3 separate regions of the Mus musculus genome follow, and regions 2 and 3 are each linked to region 1. A link is a loop called in an ENCODE intact Hi-C map of the cell type or tissue named here. Cell type or tissue: gastrocnemius. All regions are shown on one strand.

Region 1 (2,500 bases):
AATACATGGCCTCTACTCTACAGCAAGTGCAGTGGGATGGAAGCTGAGAATTACTGTATGTTCCTCTTCCACTTCCACCTCCTCTATCTCGAGTCTAATTGCTTTGAGGCTGAGTTATAATTAATGTCTTCCCCAGTCTTCAACGACTGGCTTTGTGGGGACTGCTGCATTTCTAAAGAAACAGCCATAGGCAGGGGCACATGTCAGGTAGTTAGTTATTGTACTCCTAAGCCCCACCAGGTAGCTGAAGCCCAGAAACTTGTGCAAGGCCAGGAAGTTAGTGACAAGGCTTCTGGGGAGAACTGAAGCTATCTAGGAGGCTTCAGGAGAGGACTGGCCCGCTTGATCCAAGGGCCAAAGCTACATCCCCTGTCCTTGAGGTCTTTGGTTTCAGACCCTGCCCGAGAGAACAAAGGAGATTTCGGTTGTCACATTTCTGCAGCCCTGAGCTGCTCTGTTTCCTAACTTGGCTGCCTTTCCCATGTGCTGTTTCCCATCAAATACCTCCCCCCTTCCCCTCAGATGATTGGTTGAAATTAAATATCCTAAAATTACACTCAAAGGGGGGGGGGAGCTAATACGAAATTTTAATCAAAATACAAGCTTAACAGTTCCCAGTCTTTGAAATGTGAAGCAGACATGGGGTCCGTGGAGATGTTCCAACATGTCTCAGGTGTGAAGTTAGCCAATGGAAGGTGCAATGCAGGATGTATTGAGGTTTTTTGTTTTTTTTTTTTTTTAAACAAAAACAGAACAAACAAACAAAAAACAGTGGGATCATATTTCCATTTCCACAGTGGACATGACTGGAGGGATCGGTTCCTCCCCCCAAAAAAAGGAGGCTTGGGTTCTTCTTCCCATACCCATCTCCATCCACAATGGTTTAAAGTGTTTTGCGAAGGACCAAGAAAGGACCTCACTGAAAGAGGCGGACATGGGCGCCCTCTGGTGGACGCAGCTCCGTTAGCCGTCACAAGACAGCATTTCTTCCTGGATTAACTCTATAAATAGACAGATGATTTATTAAACAGATTTGAGGCTCATTTGAGGCACAGGGCCATGATTGCTTCGGGGCTCAAATAAGGGAGTGCTTAGGACCACTCTTCTTCTGAAGACACCTGGACTTACTTAGCATGATCTACATTGCAAGTGCACTGGACACTGCTGGCTCCGTTGCTCCCAGCCAGGAGATGCCAAATTCCTCCTATATAAAAGGAGCTTTAGTAACTCAAGCAAAATAAGCACACTTTCCCCCCACCTCCTTCCCAGAGACTAAGGCGGCAGGGTTGCTGGGAGGATACACAATACCTTGTTACAAACCATGTAATGTTTTAAAAAGTATCTATCTGACAGCCTTGGCTAAAGCCAGATCTTCTATCTCGATTACTTCAATATGTCAGGTCCATATCGCACCACTGCGTCCAGGCTTTCAGAGCCAAGACCTCTGTTTTGTCCAACCTTTCCATCTGGAAGCAATGAGCTTAATATTCTGGCTCTCCCCCCATAAAAGCTATGTCACAAAAAAGTAGCAGCCTGTGAACTGCTCCCCTCCCCCAAGACACACTGGGACTCCTCATTCCCTCTGTGCTCTATTCGGTTACACTGGAAGACCATCCCACCTTTCCCCTCCCCATAAACCAGAATCCGCCTGTAACAGCATAGTACCAGGAGAGAAGGAATGAATTGACAATCATTTACACTTTAATCCCACTTTTGACATTTTGAGAGATGCAGCTTAAAATATACTTGAGGCTTAGGGACTCCCTCTGTCCAGCTGTGTTCACTAGAGAAGAGACATCCCCGTTCATGAATTCTACTGCTTCTGGTGTCCAACTGGAAACCCAGATTTAGAGCCTATTTTAGGTTGTGTCTCACACTGACTCGAGCTTTTCCTTCCATGTTGAAAAAGGTCACCACCACCACCACTAAGTTCCGTGGCTGGCAGTTCAGTGATAACGACCTCCCCGTTCTATGTGTTTGGTTCATGTATTCATTCACTTTTATTTGTGTTAGGTTTTTGATCTAATGCCTAGCCGCTTCTTTTGTGTGTCCTCTGTTACACTGCAAAATCACATGGGTCTCTGGTTCCTAGTGCTCATGTTGTGAGGACAACCTAGGCTCTTGGGCAGTTAAGTGGGTGGTCCCCATAAGCTGCTGCTGCATTTGATTTCTTGGGTGATCATTAAGCCCAGCTAGGTGCTGGTCATTCTAAACCTATTCACTGACAATGGTGGAAAGCAAAGCCTGGGAATGTGCATGCGCCGTCAAGTCCCCAAGAAAAAAACCCATTTACTATGCATGTTAGAAGTCAGGACGCTAGAAGAGCTAGATCAGTGGCAGCAAATGATGAAATGGGGAAACCACGGGCCTTGCCTGGAAATGATATAACGCTGCTGTTCACCCTCCAGTGACTCCGAGCCCTGGAGTTCTGGAAGATTAGCGGAGCTGGAAATCACCCTCCTGCTGCGCTCCCTGGGCTTTGGCTACTTTTCTGTTCTCC
Region 2 (2,500 bases), 99 kb after region 1:
TATTTTAGGAAGCTGAATTGATATATTGAAACATGGTCCCAGGAGCTGGATGTGAACTGTCCAGCTAGAAGAGTAAAGAAGCCTGCAGAGGTACCCAACTCTAACGCCACCTGAGACCCCTTCCTGGCTCTGCCTTGTGTAAAGATCCACACAAGGTCCTCAAATGAAGAGCAGGGGCTGTAGATCTCCGCTGGGTCCAGGTCCAACACATGAAACTCCAGCTGTCTGGTGATGGGCTTTCTGGGCCAAGGCCAAGGCAATGGTATGCTCCTCACAGGTAGTCTTTTCCCGTTTCTGAGGCTCCCCAAGGTGTATTCAATAATGCGCTCCTCATCCTGAAGCAGATGGGAAAGTGTTTTAAAAGGTGCCAGGTTTATTTATGGAAGCAGGAGACAGCATTTAAGAGATGCGCTTTGCCAATGTGAAATGTGAACTCTCAAAACAGGAAGTGTGCTTTACTGCCCATTTATTTTATTGCTGTATCAGCTGCCCAGAGCTGAGGAATCCTTCCTCTCAGGCATTATTTATTTTCTAACTTCTGAACTAGAACGTCTTGACCATCGGTTCATCCGACTCCTTGAAGCCCGATTCCAACTCCGACCATGTGCCCTGTGCCTTACTGTCGTCCGGAATGCTTCACGGAGAGCACTGGAGACATTGGAAAAACATTGCTCAGCCAGCGTCTTTGTGTTTATGTACACGAGAAGCTGAAAACAATGAAACCAAATGATAATAGATGGTAAACATTGTAAATGCTTCTTAGAATGATGGAGAAATTACGAACTCTTCTCTTCTATCTTAAGACGCTTGGAAACACTGAATCATCACTGAAGCCACATGACATTCTCCGTGGAAGAAAATAGCTAGTTAAATTGAATTTGTCATTTTGCCGCTGGTAGTGATAGTAAGGAAACAAAACAATTTACTGTGTTCTTCAGTTTATGCTATTTTCATCTGCTAAGATGTAAAAGGCTTTATTAAATAGGCCAGTAATAACCAGCTAGAAGCACTTTGATATCAGAATAGCCTTGTATGTACACAAGCACAAGAGTAGAGTACAGAAGCCTCATGTCTTCTTACAGGTTCTATTAAAGAGGTAGATATCTCTGTCATTGAGAACTGAGAAGGAATCCAGAGAGGGAGAAATGGAACTTGCCATCTACATGCATTAGGGAATCCACAGATTCTGAGTATAAACAGACAACACAATCACATTCAGAAATGCATACAAACATATGCATGAAAATTTGTATGTGCTTGGTACTTCTCTATTATATCTTAAAAAGACTTAGTATTTACTTCATCTTTAAAGAAGATTTTTCTCAGTCTAGTCTATTGGAGACTTCCTGAAGATGTGTGCTTTCACACTTGGACCACCTGGTCCATGGAAACTTACATTCCTGGGAAACACACTCAGGCGGCACATGTGTTACAATGGCGCCACCTTCTGGACACTCCTGATATACCTTTCCTTGTTTCACAGTGGCTCTCCGTTGACCACAGGAAAGTCAATAATCTGACACTTGAGCCTTTTATGATCTAGCACAAGCTCATGTTCAGGAGTGATCGCCTCATAACATGCACATAGGTGATCTCTGAGTGAGTTTAAATGTATATGCATCCTCATTATCAACTCAATGAAGCAAACCAAGACAGGAACTACATATTGGTTCTATGGCTCAGTCCTAAACTGTGAGGATGAGTGAGAATAGAAAGCCTTGATACTTATAAAATACTGGTCATACGTGCTCATGACAACCTGAATATGCTTCTTGATGGTGTTTAGAAGTTTAAATAAAAAAGAAAGCAAGAAGAAAATAGACAACAGGATATGGATCTGAACTCAAAATGAACATGGAAAAATGTGTAGAAAAAATCTTGCAGGAAGTGTCCCAGTGAGTAAAGCACCTGCTATACAAGTGTGAGTGCCTCCATTTGAATCCCCACAATCTAAGCCAATCTGGGCACAGCTGTGCACATCTATCTGCATGTGCACTGATCTCTAGGAGAGATGAGAGGTACAGTCAGGAGGATCCAAGAATCACACTATCCAACTATTCTGGGGTTCACATAAGCAAGTTGCATATATATCTTATCTCAAATGAAGTAGGAGATGAAAACCAGCATATAAGGTTCTCCTCTAATTTCCTCATATACAGAAGCATGTGTATGCCTTTGAAACACATGCATACACACACACCTATACACACAAGCACAAATACCATATACAACATCACATATACATAAAATGAAAGTGGAAAATTCACAAATGACAAAAATGCAAAGTAAAGTCTAGCAATGTTAAACTTGACTGTTAAACATCAAGAGATTATTACTGAAATGATAATAATCATTATAATAATAGTCTTGTTGCCTAGAAAACAGGCAACTTTACCCTTCCACATGACATCGGTTCTAGAAAGAAATCTTAGTATTCACTGTGGATCTTATAAATATGATTATAGTTTAACCTAGAAATTGTGTTTGCAAACTTATCTCC
Region 3 (2,500 bases), 1.4 Mb before region 1:
TTTCCGGCTCAGGGGGGAGAGAACAGGCATGAGCCTCCCTATCTTCTCTGGGTGGTTCCAGTGTTTTCTTGGTAGCTGCCTGGGGTGAGGGTTATGGTCGACAGGAGCTTCAAGGAATGTCCAGGAAGCCAAGGAAACCGACCAGACTCAATAGCTCAGAAAGTTACAAAAGTCACAAGCACTCCTCCTCCAATTCCTACCCACTCTAGAAACCAGAGCAGTTGCTGGCAGGAGACTCTCTTCGCTGGAACTGCCTTCAAGTTGGGCAGGAGGTTTCAGGAATGCTGCTTTTCTGGGTCTGTCACTCATAGTCGGGTGGACTTTTCGGTGATACTGTGGTCTTTGAGTCACCATGCACCTGGATGCAATGCCCACCCATTCTCCTGTAAGTAAATCCAATAAACTCACTGAGTCACCTGAGTCACCAAGTCAATATTGGGAATTAGTTCTTTGGCCTGATTTTGGTTCCCTAAATAGACCCGTGTTATGCCTCCCTGGGAAAGGCCACACAACACCATTTTCTCCCTCCTGTAATTCAGGGCTAGGGAACACGAGTCCAGGCTGGGTTAGGGCTTGTTTTAGGGTTTTGAGTTCAAGCCCCAGGCTAAGGCTCTGCTGGGCACCACATTCTTGTCCCTTCCCTCCTGGAGGAGCCTGGAGGTGTGGAGTATGTGATGGCAAGAGGAAGAAAGCCTCCTGTCGGGCTTGCCAGGCACTCACTTACACAAGCTGCGTATGTTTGAAGTGACTTCTGTGTATGGGTGATTTGTTTTCCTGTATGCTGTGTGCCACATGTTAGCAGTGTCCACAAAGACCAGAAGAGGACATCGGACCTCCTCAGAACTGGAGTTTCAGACTGTTGCGAGCCACCATGTGGGTGCTGGGAATGGAGTCTGGGTCATCTCTCTCTCTAGTCCTGCAAGGTGTTTTCTTAAAATAGCTGTGCATGTGATTGGATATCTATAAAGGGAGGGGACCTTGCTGGTCTCTAGGGTCTGGAGAGTCCAGAAGATGTGGTACTTAACATCTAGCATAGCCATGGACACATGGCTAAAGGTGGCCTGCTGTTTCATAGACCTGCCTGTTGCTCTAGGCATGCCATTTGCCATATGGCCACTAGGTGTCATCATCACACCATGAGTGGGCCTCTTAGCCCGGTCTAAGAGACACATGTGCAGGACAGGGCCTAGGACAGGTGTGTGTTCTCTAGTCCAGGCTGTGTTCTGATGGCTGTGTGTCTGCCTTATTGGATTACAGTGCTGCTGCTGACTCTAATTGGGACTTTCAATAGTATGTCTTTTCCTGTGGAGAACCGCAAGTCTTACCCACTTTCTTGTGCTCTGAAATGCCCAGGCTCACCACCCCTGGGAATCAGAGGGCCAATAACTACCATCTTACTTGAGGCTTATGTAAAAGTCTCGGAGGCTCTGAGATCTTGATATATCTGACACGTTTGGAAAAATGAGCTGCCTGATCCCTACACCTCACTCATATGGGTCTGGCCTCTAGACCTGACATCAAGTAGGGGGCACGTGTAAAAAGACCCTCACTCACCACACCCATCCACAGGCAGGTTGGGATGATATGGGAGCGATATATTTGTTTTATCTTTGAAATTATAATATAATTACAACATTTCTCGTTCCCCTTTCTTACCTCGAAACCCCAGCATATCTCCTCTGCCCCCAACTCTTTTCATTCAAACTCATGGCCTTTCCCCCAGTGTTATTGCATGCTTAACATATATGTATTTACATACATACGTACAACTAAATATACTACTTGGTCCATAGAATATCACTTGTATGTATGCTTCCAGGACTGGCCATTTGGCAGTGGACAGCCATCTGGTGTGCTTTTCCTGAAGAAAACTACCCTTGGGGACTGCTATTTTGAAAGGGGTTCCTCTTGTTGGGGCTGGGCTCCTTTGTCTTAGCTCAGCCTGGTGTAGCCTCCTTCTCAGAACACAGAAGAACCACCTCTTCCCAGGCCCATAGGGGCTGAAGTTCTGACCTCCCCTCCCCCAAAGGAGATGTTATTTGGAAACAAAATCATTGTAAATAAAGGGAACAGGAAATCATATTGACTAGAGCAGGCACATTTACATACAGATTTACATACAATGGGACATTTACATACAGCTTAACCCCAGGGGATGCTGAGTGAAGACTAAGCCAGACCAGGTGATCTTAGAGAGGGCTCTGGGCCACCAGCAGCCAGAGAGGCTGGGCCGGAGGGAAGCATCTGGAGACCCCTTGAGGGTGGCCTTCTAGGTCCCAGGCGAGACTGCAGTCCCTGTTGTTTAGTGCACTATGCTTATGGCTCCCTACTAGTCAGTCTGGCAAAGCAGGGCCGGTGCCCAACTCTGCCGTCCTCCCTCCCTCCTGGACCTCAGATGTGATCAGCCAGTTCTTTGTCTCCTTATTTGGCCCTCTGGCTGAACAATTCCTCTTTATTTTCCATTCTTCTGAGCCTCATACTATACTCTCTGCCCTACCCT

Evidence for each region. Hi-C counts contacts between places; a loop is a spot of excess contacts. Peaks named below come from ENCODE experiments on the same cell type or tissue, not always from the same donor. Only the 100,000 strongest peaks of a DNase experiment are listed, where the experiment ranks them.
Region 2: a loop joins it to region 1, with 4 times the contacts of the local background. A loop is called at or near these places in 10 of 42 quality-filtered maps.
Region 3: it touches region 1 in a loop (9-fold over the local background); 30 of 42 quality-filtered maps call a loop at or near these places.

What each region holds. Positions count from the first base shown.
Region 1 is chr12:10,437,246-10,439,745 of GRCm38, forward strand. No RefSeq gene overlaps it. Among named protein-coding and RNA genes, the nearest start is that of Gm38407, 7.9 kb to the right of the region's middle. In gastrocnemius, a CTCF peak has its summit at 949 (motif pointing left); DNase peaks (open chromatin) are centred at 945, 1,414 and 2,456; H3K27ac peaks cover 916 bases.
Region 2 is chr12:10,535,842-10,538,341 of GRCm38, forward strand. No RefSeq gene overlaps it. Among named protein-coding and RNA genes, the nearest start is that of Gm38407, 91 kb to the left of the region's middle. In gastrocnemius, a CTCF peak has its summit at 1,426 (motif pointing left); DNase peaks (open chromatin) are centred at 236 and 1,446.
Region 3 is chr12:9,051,133-9,053,632 of GRCm38, forward strand. No RefSeq gene overlaps it. Among named protein-coding and RNA genes, the nearest start is that of Ttc32, 22 kb to the left of the region's middle. In gastrocnemius, a CTCF peak has its summit at 1,117 (motif pointing right); DNase peaks (open chromatin) are centred at 1,124 and 2,311.